2 separate regions of the Mus musculus genome follow, and region 1 is linked to region 2. Evidence: chromatin loops called from intact Hi-C (ENCODE). Cell type or tissue: heart. All regions are shown on one strand.

Region 1 (8,000 bases), 60 kb after region 2:
CAGATTCAAACGTTCATGCAAGTCGAAGGGGGATTACCCGGGGAGACTAAGATCTGCTGGAGCTGGAGCCAATGAGAGATGGCCCCGATGGAGATTGAATGTAATCGTAGTGCATTGTATACAGGCATGAGCATCTTAGACGCTATACTTACACAGTTACTACATGGTAGTCGGAAGGGGGGAAATAACTTTCTCGGTGGGTCCTTGCTACAGATGTATTCAGTGACTGGTGATGACTGATTCCTTTTGCATTAATGGTCATTGGAAGAAGAAAGAAAGCCATTACTCCTAGGGAAGTGGTTCTGTAACCTGAACATTTTAGGTTTTTTTCCTCCCATTTAAAACTATACCAAACCATTCTAGTTTTTTTTTACATGTAAATTTTATTGCTATACATAAAATATGGTTTAAAAGAGAACAAAATTATTTCAACCCTTTAAAACAAATGATAATAATTCTTAAATAAGTGAAAGAAAGTGTTGTCTTCATACAGGAACAAGATGCTATTAAAGGAAAACATTCACATTGATAATGTTAGTTGTGATAATATATTTTACTTTTTAGGAAACATCTGTCTATATATATTATACACACACAGGCGCGTGCACACATACACACACAAACTGCAGTCAAAATATGACATCTAGGGATTTCTCTGAAAAAATACAGAAACAATGGTAGAACAGAAGAAAGAAGAGTATTAAATGATAATTGTTATGGATGTTGTGTGATGTTTACCTAGGAGTTAGTATATAATTCTCTGCTTTTATGTTTCTGAAATTTCTCATTAGGAAATTTTAAAGAGGAGAATGTTACCTTAGAACAGGAATGATTTCTGAAAAGTTAAAAATACAGTAGCAAAAGTAAACGTTTTTCATAAAACTATTAGAAAATACAAAAGTTGTCTCTCCTGAGAGTGTATGTGTGAGAGAAGACATAGGAAGCCAGAAGATCCATCCACAGGGTCCAGTATTGACGAGTTAGCTAAACATCAGCAGGCAGGAAGCTAACAAGAAATGATGGAAGATAGCGCCTTTGTCCAAGAGGCCTGCTCAGTGCCTTGCAGGATGCATGGAGGTGACCTGCTGAAGTACCCAGTGCTTGGATTTCTGAGCCCTGAGCTACCCGGGAGCGGGGAGGGGGCAGACCTAAGGGTTGGGTGCTGCTCTTACTTCTGCCCTGAAGTGAGCTGGGTATTGTAGTATCCCAGCTAGCCTCAGGCCGCCCCCTCCAGACAGTACAGCTCATGTTCTGCTTGGTCAAAGATTTGGCCTTGGTTTAGGCTTAGGACAGAAAGGATAACCCAGCTTTGCTTGTTTCTGCCCAGCCTCCCTGTTTTCAGCCCCACTTTAAGATACATCTGCCTTTAGAAGTCTCTGGTTCCTGTAAATTCTGAGGCTTTCAGGAGAAGGCGGCAAGGAGTGGGGGGTGCTTCACTCCAGGTAGTGGAGGGGCTTTGCGTGCCTTTGCTGTTGTACTGATTACCTTCCTCTGCTTCTCTCTCAGCATGCTCGGACTCTCAGCTCTAGGCTGCTGTTATCTGTCTTACATTCTTTTTTTGTCTCTGACTTTTTTTGTTATTTTGTTTAAATCTCCGTCTTTCCTTCCTCTTCCTCTTCCTCTTCCTCTTCCTCTTCCTCTTCCTCTTCCTCTTCCTCTTCTCTTCTCTTCTCTTCTTTTCTTTCTTGACAGTATCTCCCTATGTAGCCCTAACTGGCCTAGAAGACACTATGTGGACCAGGTTGGCCTTGAACTCACAAAGGTCTGCTTGCCTCTGTTGTTTTAACTTCTTTACAAGAATATCATTTGAGGAAGGCGTCAGGTACATGTTTTGACACCATCATATTTAAGTAGAAGTTAATTTGTTGTGTTAATCATTAATTTGTTTATTAGTTTCTGATTCCAGGGTCTATTTGAGAGAAATAAGAAATCAATTTAATACATAAGTCATTTCTCCCTTCTTAAAAATCTCCTTGCCTACTCCTGCTCAGATTGGTTCAGTTCTGTCTTCTTGACATGTCCTGGCTTTGGATGTTAATTTAGCAGTGGTTTCTATACTATATTTGGCCCTTTAAGCCTTGTCATCCAACTGCATCTTGTAGCCTTGTGACTACCAAGTGATGCTTTTAGTCCGCTCTTGTGTTCTCAGTAGATCTGAGTTCAGTGGATACTTGATGATGTAAATATACCACCCAGTATTTTATTCTTTGTTTTCAAGTGTGCTTCATGTGCTTCTGCACAGTGTCTTCCTGGCCTATTGCTTAGAACATAGCAGGGAAGAGTAAGGATAATAAGTAGATTTTGGAGATAGTATTTCTAAGTTTAAAATGTCATTAGTCTTCAGTTTCAGACTATTTTGAGATTGAGATTGTAAATGTGTCTATGGCGTTTACAAAAAGTAGCAATGGGAACTTGACTTCTTATTCTGAGGGAAGACCTGGGCCTGGCATTGTGACCTCACCTTCCTTCATGGCCTGTTTCACAGAGGGCTTGCTTAATGACTTCCCTGTAACTGTTTAAGCTCTTGTCTCTCAGCTCAGTAGAGCTTCAGTTGTTCAGAGTGCGCTCTCTCGTATTAGTAACAATGCTGTCATTATCTCTAAAGTCACCATTTTTATTAGAGAAAGCCTTTAATAGTGTCACACATTCTACAGTCTTGCATTTCTGTGTGTGCTCACCGACCCCAGCGCAGTGTTTAATGAATTATTGAACTTTGAAGAACCTTTGAGGAACAAGGGCTTTATGTGACTGAGCAGCAGACATGAGAACGCGCTATCCTCCAGAGCACTGGACAGACGGAATGGAGGCGGATCAGACAGTGTAAGCACTGAGTGAATGATGGCGATACCATGAAATATTTACACCCCTGGAGCATGCGAGGGGGCGGGGGGAGGATGGGCTTTATCGTTTTAGGCTGAACCTGACACCGTATAACTCACAAGCCTGTGATCTTAAAAACAAAACAGAAAGGAAGTAGGAAAAAAGATGGAGAGGAAGCAGGAAAGGGAGGGAGGGCGGAATGAAAGAAGGAAGGACAGAATCTTTGCCTGGTGGCATTTCGTTGTTTGCTGTAGCTTATCACAAAAGAGGAGTGCCTTCTGGAGACAGTGACCTCCCTAAGAGCTGAGTTCTCACTGGTCCCGAGAAAAGGGCCTATAGCATCAGAATGATTGCTCTTGGTGGTACAAGTTTCAAAGTTTTAACTTAATATGTCATTAATGCACCTTAAAAGTTGTCACCTTATCTGTGAAAACAGAGGGCCGATTAGCAGAGAAGTGATCAGTATTGTTTTCAAGCAGAGTATGAAATGAATTTATTTCTTCACAGAATGCTATTTGAAATGGGTTTGTGATGAATATCCTTAATAATGTTTAGTGAGAAAATAGAGCAATAAAGAAAAATATCTGGAACAATTGGAAGGTCTAGAAGATATTTATCAGATGATTTCTGATGTGTTCCAGTATAGAGAAGAACTATGACAGCTGGGCATTGGGGGCTCGGGGTGGGGGTGGGGGAACATCTATGACCCCAGCACTCAGGTGGAGGAAGATGTTCAAGGCCAGCCTGGATTACAAACCAAGATCCTGTCTACCCCTTAAATAAAAGGACTAAAATAAGCATGCTAGCCCAATTACTTTTGGCCTTTTGCCCAATATTTTGAATGCAATTTTTTTCTTGTAGTCACAGACCTTTTAAGATGTCATGATGTCATGTGACTTATTAAAAATAATTATTGTAGGTGAGTAAAGATTGACAAGAGAAAAATTTGCTTCATTAAATTTTAATTTTACTCTTGATTTATTTAGAAAGCTCCCAGATGAGAGGGTATTTTAACATAGTGATTCTATTTTTGTTTCTTGGGTCTTGTATTTTTAAGGGAGTTCCGATTGGCTGCAGCCATTGGCTTCTGAGGATCATTTGGCTCTGGGCCCCACTGTGAGCACCCGGGAGTCTGACATGTGTTATGCTGAGCTACGTTATTTGTCCTTTGATAACACTGACCAAGTTGACAAGCTCCTGACATTTGTCCGGGTGAGGTAGAAATACTAGGAAGGAAAATTTAGTACTGCTCTCCTGTACAACTCAACTATTTTACCTGTGTGTATGATAGGAAAGGGAAATTTTACAGGGATTTTTGTATTTGTTCTGTAGCAATCCAGTTCACACAGAGGTTGCCATGTAGGGGCCCAGTCAGGAGAAAGTGGTGAAGCACTGTCTGGAACAGGAGACATCCAATTTAATCAGCAAGAGCAAGATTTTCTTTGTGTGTTCATTATTTTTGTTGCTAAGATGATTCCTTAGAGAGAGTCGGGACTTTAGAGTGTGAATGATGTCAGTTTCATCTCTGCTGCTTCCTTGTTTGATTTCTGCAAAGTCTTGGACCTAATATGCCAGTTTCTTACCTAGAAATGGGGCTTATTTGAATTTACCCCTGAGGCTCGATCAAACTTCAGAGTACTGACCATCATGCCCAGCTTCTGAGGAGAGGCTAACTCCTTACCCAGCTGTGTACCTGGCAGGTGGGTGGGCACAACGCCTTACCCAGAACACACGAGTGAGTGGACATTGGCCCCTCACCCAGCTCCTGGGTGGATCCTGTGCCTTTCCTGTTCATTTTCCTTTGCCTTGGAGCCAAACAGGCTTTAGCTAGGAGGTGAGCCTGCTCTTGATTGGTAGAGGGGATGAATTCAGAAAGGCACAGAGTACTGTGGGCAGTCTTGTGAGGAGCTGAGGAAGGCTGTGTGTGTGTGTGTGTGTGTGTGTGTGTGTGTGTGTGTGTGAGAGAGAGAGAGAGAGAGATGGAGAGTGTGCAGGCAAGACGGGCCAAATCCACTCATTGGAGGCAGATTTGGTGATGGTGTCTGGAGACCCCATCTGAACCTCTGCTGTCAACACCGGCTTCATAGCATTGAAATCCAGGTCGAAGGAGCTGGGACTTGTTTTCTTCTTGACCTCTTATTGAAAATATTACTCTTTTGGAATGTTAAAAAGATTAAACCAATTTAGAAAAAAACCAAAGGTCTTTCTGTGCTCAGCTTCTCTCTCTGACTGAAGCGCTTTGCCAGTATGTTCAGCGTGACGGATATCAATACCAGATTTCCATGGTTACCCATGTTTTCCTTACAAGGAATCTAGCAGAGTATGTGCTAGTAGGTGCTCACTCTGTTCTTGGTGGTTTCTGTGGTAACAACACAGACCAGAACTGTTCCCCTCTAGGCTAACATTCTGTTAGAGGCAAGCCAGGAAGCAGGTAAAGAAGTGATGAGGAAGATGGCAGGAGGGGCTTTAGTTAGAGTGATCCGAAATAGCATCTTATATGGAGCCCCAAATACGACAACACGGGCTGAGGATGCTTGGATTTTTCATGTCCTGATAAGTCTTTTCATATAGGCGATGAAGGTGCTCTGTGGCCAGAATTTAAGGTCTTAGAAGCACCTTTAGTCTTGGGTAAATATTTAGATTCTATTACAACTCAATGGAGACCACAGTCAGGGTTAAGGTGAAGAATAACTGCTGATTTGTTATTTTATAAATATATCTGAGGGTGAGAATAGAATTAGGGAGGAAGTCTTGCCAAGGGTGCATTGATGTCTGGGACAGGAGGTGATTACAGAGGCCCATAGAAGGGGAGAGACTTAGGATCTAATCCTGAGGCAAAGTTGATGGGATTTCTTGTGAGACTGGATGAAGATGATTCAGAGACGAGAGGGACCAGAATGGCATCAGGGACTAGGTTGTGTCTGTTGATGGCAATCAGAAGACTGAGGAAGAACAGTCCTTTGGTCTTCAGGTCCCCATGTGGCATCCAAGGGGCTGCTGGGAGGCAGGAATCTGAGAGCAGGAGGTCCAGTGTGCAGTTGCTGGATGGAAGCTTTGGGGCATCTTTCTTTAGCTTTCCTGAGCTAGTGTGTGTACCCTCAACTCTCCCTGTCTGTGGCCCTGCTGCCAGGCTGCCTCCGAGCCCAGCAAACTCATTCCTCCCAGGCAAAAGCAAAAGGTGACATACACCAGGAGCCAGATTGTCCACAGCAGACTTGTAAGCAACAAGATAATCTCATTGTTCCTCCTGCTACTTAAAATAAAGGTAATATTGATTTTACGGTAGCAGTTCGAGTCCTAAGGCATCGTATTGATTAAGCGTCTAGTGAGAATTTGTAGGGCAGCCTTCTGAGCTGCAGCCACAGGGCATCTCCCCACTGGGCCAGGCCTCTGTGCTGACCCTACTATTAGAAGTGTTTAGGCTCTGGTCAGAACATTTATTTTACCTGATGGATGGCTTAATCCAGCCCGTCACCTTAATCTGACCTTAAAGATGGCAGTCCAACTCTTTTGTTCTGAGCGAATGTGGAGACTGATTTTGGCAATGTTGAGAGCTGTGTTATCAGCAGTTTCACATTGACCCTTCCTCTGGTCAGCCTTCTTTAAACTTTGTAATCTGCCTTAGGACCCAGGCTTTTCTTTTTTTTCTTTTTTCTTTCTTTCTTTCTTTCTTTTTTTTTTTTTTTTTTTGTAGCAGCTTCTTTTGGTGATTGTCTTTTTTAAAAAGGGAAAGTACGTCTTTTTTTTTAAAACACTGCCATTAAGTCCATGGGACTCTTCAATTTTCACTTTCTATCAAGGGGAGTAATTTATTTGTGGTTTTTGTGACATGACGTATTGAACATGGAAGTCAGGCTTCATAACAGTTACAGACCTTGTTCTGAGGATAGCTGGGATAATTCAGTACCAATTGATGTAAATTGTTCATTCTTCTGAGTATAGAAAGAGTCCCCAGAAATTATCTAAAAATAGTAGTTTTATGTTTTTAAAAAAAATAAAGTTTTGCCTGTCTACTGCTGTAAGTTCTTCTGTTTCCTCCCGTGTCTGTGGTTTGTGCTGGGTTGGAGTGGGGAATCTCAGGAATTACTGCAGGCCAAGGGGGCTGACACAGTAAATGCTCAACTGAGCTTTGGTGATGCTCACTGCTGCGCGGTGATGTTGGCGACAGCTGCCTTTATATCATCCCCAGTATCCAGCTCGGGGCCAGGCACACAGGCTGCCCCTGCCTAGACAGAAGCTCAGTGAAGAATGGATGCCGCCAGCCAGCATGCGGGATTCCCTTCCACCCTGTAACACCAGAGCTCATTTCATGTCTTTTCTGAAATGCTCTGGGTATTTGACATTCTTTCGTCCTTCTTTCATATGGTTACCCTCAGAAGGAGCCACATGAATTTGCCTTTTTGCGCACGTGCCCGTGTTCTTTGTTTGGTGCCAGACAGGACACAAGTTTTGAACCTTTCGTAGTTAAAAGCTAATCAACCCAGCGTTCCTAGGCCAGCGCCTAGCACTGCAGCAGTGCTCAGGGCTCTTTTGGAGGGAGGAGGTACGATGGTTATTTCTTAGCCTAGCCAGTTGGTGCCTGGTCGGAGTGATGAATGGTGCAGTGTGGGAAAACTAGCCTCCGCTGGGCTCCTCAGCAGTCATTTAGGGGTGGTTCTAGAGTTGTCTGAAACGGACTACACTCGGGGCTGCTGCTTGTGGTCTCGGGTATCTTGTCCATGTCAAAGCTTGCCTTGTTTCTTTACTTGGAATCTGAAAAATGCTCAGGCTCAGACTCCTTCTCAAGTTGCATTTGGTCTCATCACCCTTGGCTTCCAGGGGCCTGAGACAATGGGACTGTTTATTGTCCTTGTCTTTTTTTACTCTTTTGGAGTTCAACTAATTTAACCCACAATAAAGTTAATCCTCACTTCTTTGGGACAGTCAAGACTAACATATTAGCTGTTTTCAGGACCATTTTCATGAAAGCAAGTGTGTTGTTCCACTGGCTCTCGGGGCTGACATATGCAGTTGATGGCTGTTTAGAAGTCAGGTTTCAGAGCAAACCACAACTGCCCTGGGTTACTGAAGTTCTCTTTAATGTTGGCTGTGAGCATGTGTGTGTCAAACATGAGGGAGTGGGATTACCTTACTATGTGTATGTTAGAGGGAGCAAGGGAGGGAGGGAGCAAAAGAAGGAG
Region 2 (8,000 bases):
CGTCCTGCCTCTACTTTCCAAGTGCTGGGATCACAGGCATACACTATCACACTCAGATTTCTCTCCTTTTGACCTACAAATTAAGTTGTGGGTTTTTTGTTGTTGTTGTTGTTTAGAAAACTGTCTATGCCATCAAGCTTCAGTGAGGTCTTTGTGATGACTGCTTTTCATATAGCAATAGGGGTCTGAGCAACGGCTTTATTCACTGGTGTGGCCTTCATCACTTTTTCAGGAGGAAATTGGTTCAACAGATTTCTAATTCCTCTAATTCTGAGCACTGTAAAGCTCATAGTTAGAAAAGCCAGGCTGCCCGGTCTGGGAACGCAGTGAGGTAGCATACAACACTTGCCTGGCATGTGAGAGGTTCAATCTGCAAATCTGTGTGTATTTCTTACAGAGACAAAACTGGAGCAATTCAGTGAACATAATATTATTAGGGCATTTTTTTTTCTGAATGAGGGAGCTAGGATATAGAAAAATAAAATATAAAGCAAATACAAATTCCTCAGAAATAAACCCAAAACCTGTGGTTTGAAAGTTTCACAGATCATTTCTCTATAAGCTATTTAATATATTGAAAATTAACTTTTTGACCTAACATTGTGGTACATACTTTTTAAAAAAATCCCAGCAACAAGGAGACAGAGGCAGGCAAATATCTGTGAGTTCGAGCCCAGTCTGGTCTACATAGTGAGTTCCAGACCAGCAGTGCATACATACATAGTAAGACGTTGTCTCAAAAACCAAATCAAACCAAACCAAACTAAACCATACCAAACCAAACCTAACCCAACCAAACCCAACAAATTTCTAAAACTTTTACGTATATACACACATTTAATTTCAGTCAATATAAAAGACTGAGGGTAGCTACTGATGATAAGGATTGAACTTACATAATACCAAAACCCAGTTTTAAAACACTTCAAATTTATTTGTATTTGAACACCTGACACTGGTTCCATTATCTAAATCAAAGCCTAAACATCCTTCCTTTTAATAATAGGTGTGGGGGCTGGCAAGATGGCTCAGTGGTTAAGAGCGCTGACTGCTCTTCCGAAGGTCCGGAATTCAAATCCCAGCAACCACATGGTGGCTCACAACCATCCATAATGAAACCTGATGCCCTCTTCTGGAGTGTCTGAGGACAGCTACAGTGTACTTACATATAATAAATAAATTTTTAAAGAAAAAAAATTGGTGTGGTCAATTTGTTCTTATATACTTATAATTAAGCCTGGCCAGAGACATTGTTACAATTAAAAGGTGTATGTAGAGTCCTTAAGACACAATTTAACCCTGAGCCTTCTACAAGCAAGGATAGTGGTGTAAGGGTCTGACTAGCTTTGTCACAGACAGGAACTTGGTTCTTCAGTCTCTGGTGTTTGAAAGCAGTGCTTTGCTTTCTCAGTTGAAAATACTCCAGCTCTACAGGAACAACCAAATGCTAAAAGGATAAAGAAAGCCTTTAATGTATATTAATGTGGTTGAAAACTCACTATCACTTGCATAAACACGCCATTTTGAGATACTCTACTTGAAAGGCAAAATATTTAAAATATGGTATTTCCTCCCAAATAAAATGTGAACATAAAGAAGTGTTTTAATGGTGAATGTGATTTAAACCAGGCAATTCAGTTTGGGGGCCTGATACTCTATGCAGTTTCTACTGATGTGTGGAATTTTAAAAAGATGATTTATAACAACTCTTTATCAGAACAGAGGGGGATCTTGCATTTGCTATGAGCTGTTGATAATTGATGCTCGCAGTAAAATACCATATGTGTTTTAAACTCTCTCTCTTGTTTAGTCCAATCAAGAGCTATATAGTTACTCAAATGGCTGGCTTTGTATGACTATCAGAAATACTTTAAATTAAAAGTAAAGAAATTACTGATCAAAGTTCATAACTGTAATAAATAACAGGTGGCCATACCTTGTAACCCTCCAACTCCAAAGAGGTTTAGACCTGTATCTTTCACCGGCAGGTCTCCTGCTGTCTCGTCACTTGGGCCAGACATGGTCTATCTGTGGAGAAAAGAAAATTTAAACAAACTCTTCCTAAGTTATTGCATTAGCTATGCAATGGAATGAGCCAAATAAAGGGGCTAGGAAACTAGAACTTTAATGGACATGTTATTGCCCACATGTGTTGCCTGAGCAAGATGAAAGCTCCCAGTCCAGAAGGAGCACTGCACCCAATCACGAGGACTGTCTTCTGAGCAGAGGATTTACTACAGTCTTCTTAGGAAATGAGTAAGATTATCATCCTTCCTTTCCTTATTCATCTCTCTGAAGCAAAACCAAACCCTTCCGCAGTTCAGAAATACTTCGATCCCTACACTTTTCCTTAAAGAGAGCATGAATTCTCGGGGGAAAAAAAAACAAAACCAAACAAAACGACAACAAAACCAAAAATACCCCCCCAAAAACCCAAAACAAACCACAACTCAGGCCATGTACTCGAGTCAAACAGTTAGTTCTACCTTCTCATAGTTGGCCAAGTCATTAAATTTACCTAATTTTAAAAACAGAGCAAATTATACCCATCTCATAGTTATCCTAAAAGCACGTAAAGGCCTTTAGCAAATGTGCTGGGGATGTCAAGTGTCTCGAAATGCCCACTGACTACATGCTGTGCCCACCCAGGCTGCCCCTTTCAGGCTTTGTGAAGGAGGAGGCACCATTTGTTCACAGTGTGATTTTACTTTGTCTCCCTCCTTTGTTACTTCATGGCTTGTTCTAGAACTTTCAGTTTCTTTTCTCTATAGAGACATACCATAGTAACTTAGTGTTGTATGTGGACATGAATATACAGTGTATAGTAAGCAAATAAATAAGGAAAAACGTACACTCTCGATTTCCACTTTGACCTTCCTAGAAAGGTCTAGATGTGAACTGTTAGTACCCTGGTAAGGAAGAGACTTTCCAGTTCTAGAATGTTGGTTGAAGAATGTGAAGACCAAGACGTTAGAATGCTTGTCCATCTTGTTCACCTGTCTGAGAAGCTGGCACAGAGGGTGGCACACTCAGCGAGCAGCATTTATTAAACAGTCACTTGAATGGATAAAGGGATTGAATTGGATTTCAGTGTCTGAAATTTGAAGACGTGGCTACGTATATGTGCATGAAGAGTCTCTCTTAGAGAGAGGGCCTGGAACTTTGATTGGAACTCATGATGGGCTGAGAACCACTGCTAGGGGCAAATATCTGAAAGAATGTCTGCAGAAGTTGATGCTAACACATATTGTTCACTGTGCTTACAGTGTGCGTAAGCAATGGCTACTCAAATGGTTCCTGAGATACAAACAGAAGCTAAGACAAGCTAGCTCAATTGCTCAAGGTCATTAGATACAAACAGAAGCTAAGACAAGCTAGCTCAATTGCTCAAGGTCATTAATGCAGGAGTTAGTTGTTTGGTGATATTTCTGGTTATCATGACCGAGAAGAAAATTGTTACTGGTCTGATGTAGGTAGATGGCACAGTGAATTCTCCCTCTTTGCTATGATCCACTTACAACCTTCCCTGCTTTCCTCACATATGGCATGCTTTTATCTTGCTCCTAAGGCTCTTCTGTCTCCTCATACTTCAGAGCTCAGTCCAACTGACCTTTCCTTAGAGTTTCCCTTACTGTTCTGTGTTAATTTTCTTCCTGGTTTCTAACTTTTCTTTTTCAAGGGAAGCCCAGGCTGTCTAGGCTGACATGAAATTCACCAAGAACACTAAACATACTGGCCTCAAATTCTCTATTTTTTCCTTGTGTTTTTTTTTTCTTTAAAAAATGGGGGGGGGGGTCATCTCACTATATAAACTTGGCTGGAATTCAAAGATCTCCCTGCCTCTACTTCCAGAGTGTTACGATTAAAGTCGGGTGTCACCATGCCCTGAGTAGACTCTGAATTTGTCCTGAGTGTGCCACCACCCTGCTGTGGCTTATTGCTTACAGCAACAGCCTTTGTCATTATCCCAGAGTTGTATCGTAATTCATTGTCATGTCATGCATTTTTAACCTAGTATATTTTCACACCTATATCATAGTTTCTTGCTTATATCTGTCCCCTACCACTCCCCCCCCCATCTCTCTAGCTTCCTCTCACTGGTCTCCTTCCTCCCCCAAATAGTTCCTCTTCTGCTATCTGATGTCACATAGTAGACATTAACGCTATCATTTATTGAATGAATGAATGAATGAATGAATGCCAGGCACTGAGTTTAAACAAAGTCTCTGCCCTGTAATGGCTTTAACAGACTATGGGAGTAGTCAGATGAGAAACAGTAATAAAGAATAAAAGATAGGCCACTAGAAACTGATTGTGGTGGTGGGAACTTGAGGCAAGACCTATTATTGATTGAATTTGAGACGAGCATGGGCTAAAAAGGCTAGTTTAAGGCCAGCCTAGGATGCATAGGGAGACCCCCTTTTAAAAACTAATCGACAATCAGCAGCAGCAGCAACAACAACAACAGTAACAAGCCAACAACAACAACAGTAACAAGCCTCTTGGGAGGCTTAGGTTCTACCATCCAAGCCCAGTTTCTGGGAAACAGAGTGAAATGTGACTGGGACCTTTGAGTTGTAGGACTTAGGGTTGCCAATTCTTATCAGCTGCGTTTCTGGCTGGGCGGGCGGTCAGGGCGAGTCAGATGCAGGCCTGCGGATGTGGAGGTGTGTCGGGATGGACTGCTTTCCACGCAAGAATCCCAGGTCTATCCTGGGCTTCGAACAGACTCCAGGCTCAGTTGTGAGGCCGCGGAAGAGCCAGCCAACCTGCATTAGCCCCCACCTCACAGAGTACTCACCTCCGCGTTCGCCCTCAGCTAGCTACCGGTTGCTATAGCGCCCAGGGCGCGAGCCTCTGCAGGCCCAGAGGAGCACGGGAAAACAGTGAGTCCCGTTACCCACTGGGAAATGTAGTTCTCCGTAGGGTGCGGGCCGTCGGCGGGTCGCGTAGCGGACTACGCTAGCCCTGCTAGCTGACTGGAGAAATTCAGCTCCGGAGCCCAAGGAGTACTCGGGAGTCTCGCGCAGCATTCTGGGAAGGGTAGTTCTTCTAGGTATTAGAGCAAATGGCTCCAGGCGGGAGAGAGCCGTTGAGAGAACTACACACAGGAGGCGGGGTCCAGGGCGAGGGGGAACACGGCCCACGGTGGCGAAGGCGGCTTTAGTAGCAGCATGAAGCGCGTCCAGACCGCGGAGGAACGAGAGCGGGAAGCTAAGGTATGTGGGGCTCCGGGCGTCTGGGATTCTGTGTTAGTCCCGGGCTAGAGGCAGGGGACCCGCAGACCCGCTGGGATGGCTGAGTGGATGCTCGGCGTTAAGCCAAGGGGTGTCAGGGCCTTGTTTGCAAGAGACCTGCAGACGTGGTGTGAGTGTGCGCGCGCACGTCTGTGCTGTGAATTCATATTGCTCTGGATGCAGATCTGGATACAGTTAGTCTTGGTCAGAAATGAAAAGATAGACATCTATGTCCCTGTCCTGCTTCTGTCCCTATTCCTTGGTTATATTTGTAGCCACTCTCGAGCCTCAGTTTACCAGTTTACCACCTGTGTGTTTTCAGCTCGAGCGCAGCTGAGCCACAGATTTAGTATGGTGACATGTTTTTATTTGGAGCATTGCCTCAATGGCCAGATGACTTGTCTGCGTGGTCAGCACATCAGATACGCTTTACATAGCTTCTGTGGGTAGTACATTCCTGGACTCCGTCCTTGCTGTTCAGCTTTCTGACAGTGGACACTCCTTGGGATGACAGTAACAGCAACGGCGACTTATTTGCAGCATTTTTTTTTTTTTGTATCAGACACCTACATTAAATGCATAATTATTTCATATCATTGCAGCAGATGGCAAGACAGATATTACATAGGTAGAGTATAAACAGTCCGTTATGAAGATGAGCACTGGAAGCTCAATATTTTCCTTTTCCCCCATCCCCAAAGTTGGGACCTATTGATTTGTTCTAACTTATCAGCATTCAGTCCCCCTCAGTGGACACAACAGATTCTGCCCATCTTAAAAGTCTCTCTTGTCTGTAGCTCATTTGGCCAAAGGCCCTTGGCTATGCCGTTTGGTGCTTATTCTATGGTAGGTAAATACTGGCAGCGAGGATCAGTAGGAAATAAAACAGGTACAGTACTTGCTGTCGTAGAATTTTGTCTTGTAAGATTCCTAAGTCAGTTAGGAATCTAAGGGTTTTGGGTCTTGGGTGTAATGGCCTGAGTTATGTATTTTACAGACATGGACACGGAGTCTGGCAGAAGTTGGCCTTTGCTCAGGGCCTTTTGTTTCCTAGGTGGCATTAGGGATCAGGAGCTGCCCCTCTCTAATCTCCTAGCTCCATTTCTAGTCTCTTTGTGAAAGACATTGAAGTACTGGCTGATGCGAAGCACAGGTAGTTGTGTTAAGTCCTAGACAATGTCTCAGTAATCGTAAGTGATTGCTTGACTTTCTGTTCAGCTAAGTTAAGGCCCAGTGTATAGAGAGAATCTTGCAGTCATTTGTTGTGAACAATTTGATAAGTTTTGACTGTACGTATATGCAAAATGTTCCAGTTGCATAGAGGGCATGGCTCTTTTAAAAAGTTATTTCTTTACAGCCGATTTCTTTATTTTACCCCCAGGCAGTCATGCGATCAGTCATGATTGTTGAATCTATGCTTTCTAGAGTTTTTCATCTAAGCCGAAGCAGACAGCATATACCCGGATGCCGTTTTTACTGATCACAGTAATTTTTGAGACCTATACGTGTTAACGCACATGTTATCAATTGTTCCGTTTCTGTGGCTGAGTGGTAGTGCACTTTGTGTGATTCCACTTATTCATTCACTCACCTGTGGCTGGGCATTTGGATTCTTACAGGTTGGAGGCTAACAAGGAAAACAGCCATGGAAAAATCCTGTATCTTTATTTACACTGCGTAATGCGTCCATTTGCCATTTCCCAAAGTATTTCACCTCTGTGTCTAGGCAATTTGTTTGTTTGTTTGTTTGTTTGTTTGCTTGCTAGGGCCACCTTTGATGGATATTGTATGTGTGTGTGTGTCTGTCATCTGTGTACGTCTGTATGCATGTATGCAGGTGCATGTGCTGGTGTGTGTCTGTCAAGATGAAAGCTCCACACTGAGTTTCTTTTTCAGTTGCTTTTCACCTTATTTTGGGACAGGAGCTCTCCTGGAACTCAGAGCTCACTCACCGAGCTGCTCACTCACTGAGCTAGGCTTGCTTCTCAGCAAGCCCTGGAGATCTTCCTATCTTCACCTTTGCTGAGCTGGCATTTCAGGCCTGCACTGCACTTGGCTTTTTACATGGGGCTGGCGATCCACACTCAGGTCCTCTCGATTGTGGCAAGCACGTCATTAACTGGGCCATCTCTAGCCCCAGAACATTACCATATAAATAGAATCATGTATATGTGACCTTTCTGTTTGGCTGCTTTCACTCACCATACGTGTTCATCCATGCCGAGGTTCGTAGATCTTATAACACTTATCCATGCTTCCCATTACCCAGTAGATGACATTCCTATTTCTGGACACACCACTTTTTTTTATATTTGTTTGTTTATTTACTTACTATTCTTTTCTGTTGCTGTGATAGAACACCACAACTAAAAGCCAGCAGGGGAGGAAAGTGTTTATGTTATCTTCACTGTCTTGTGATAATTCATCATTGAGGAAAGCCAAGGCAAGAACTCTTGGGAGGAACTGTAGCAGAAACCCTGGAAGAACATTGCTTACTGGCTTGCCCTTTTTGATAGTGTCCAGGACCATGTGCCCAGGGTGGCACCACCCACAGTGGGCTGGGTCCTCCCATATCAATCATGGATTAATTATCCACATACCCACTGGCCAATCTGCTGGAGGCAGTTCCTTAATTTAGATCCCCAGGTAACTGTAGTTGTGTCAAGGAAATGTAATGCTATGTGAGCAATTTGACTTTTTTTTTTTTTTTGGCTGTCATAAAAAATGATACCCTAAACAGTTGCAGCCTAGTTTCTGTATGGA

The links. Hi-C counts contacts between places; a loop is a spot of excess contacts. Peaks named below come from ENCODE experiments on the same cell type or tissue, not always from the same donor. Only the 100,000 strongest peaks of a DNase experiment are listed, where the experiment ranks them.
Region 1: it touches region 2 in a loop (2.4-fold over the local background); 3 of 42 quality-filtered maps call a loop at or near these places.

Annotation. Positions count from the first base shown.
Region 1 is chr8:91,368,244-91,376,243 of GRCm38, forward strand. All of the region lies in intron 1 of Fto (fat mass and obesity associated), which reads left to right. Among named protein-coding and RNA genes, the nearest start is that of Fto, 59 kb to the left of the region's middle. In heart, no CTCF peak of the experiment used is centred here; a DNase peak (open chromatin) is centred at 3,938; H3K27ac peaks cover 1,808 bases.
Region 2 is chr8:91,308,402-91,316,401 of GRCm38, forward strand. Rpgrip1l (Rpgrip1-like) reads right to left here and starts at 4,821. Exons shown (of 26, transcript NM_173431.2): 1 at 4,802-4,821; 2 at 1,937-2,028. The coding sequence starts at 2,021. Fto (fat mass and obesity associated) reads left to right here and starts at 5,124. Exons shown (of 9, transcript NM_011936.2): 1 at 5,124-5,219. The coding sequence starts at 5,175. In heart, a CTCF peak has its summit at 4,986; a DNase peak (open chromatin) is centred at 4,970; H3K4me3 peaks cover 2,188 bases; H3K27ac peaks cover 1,439 bases.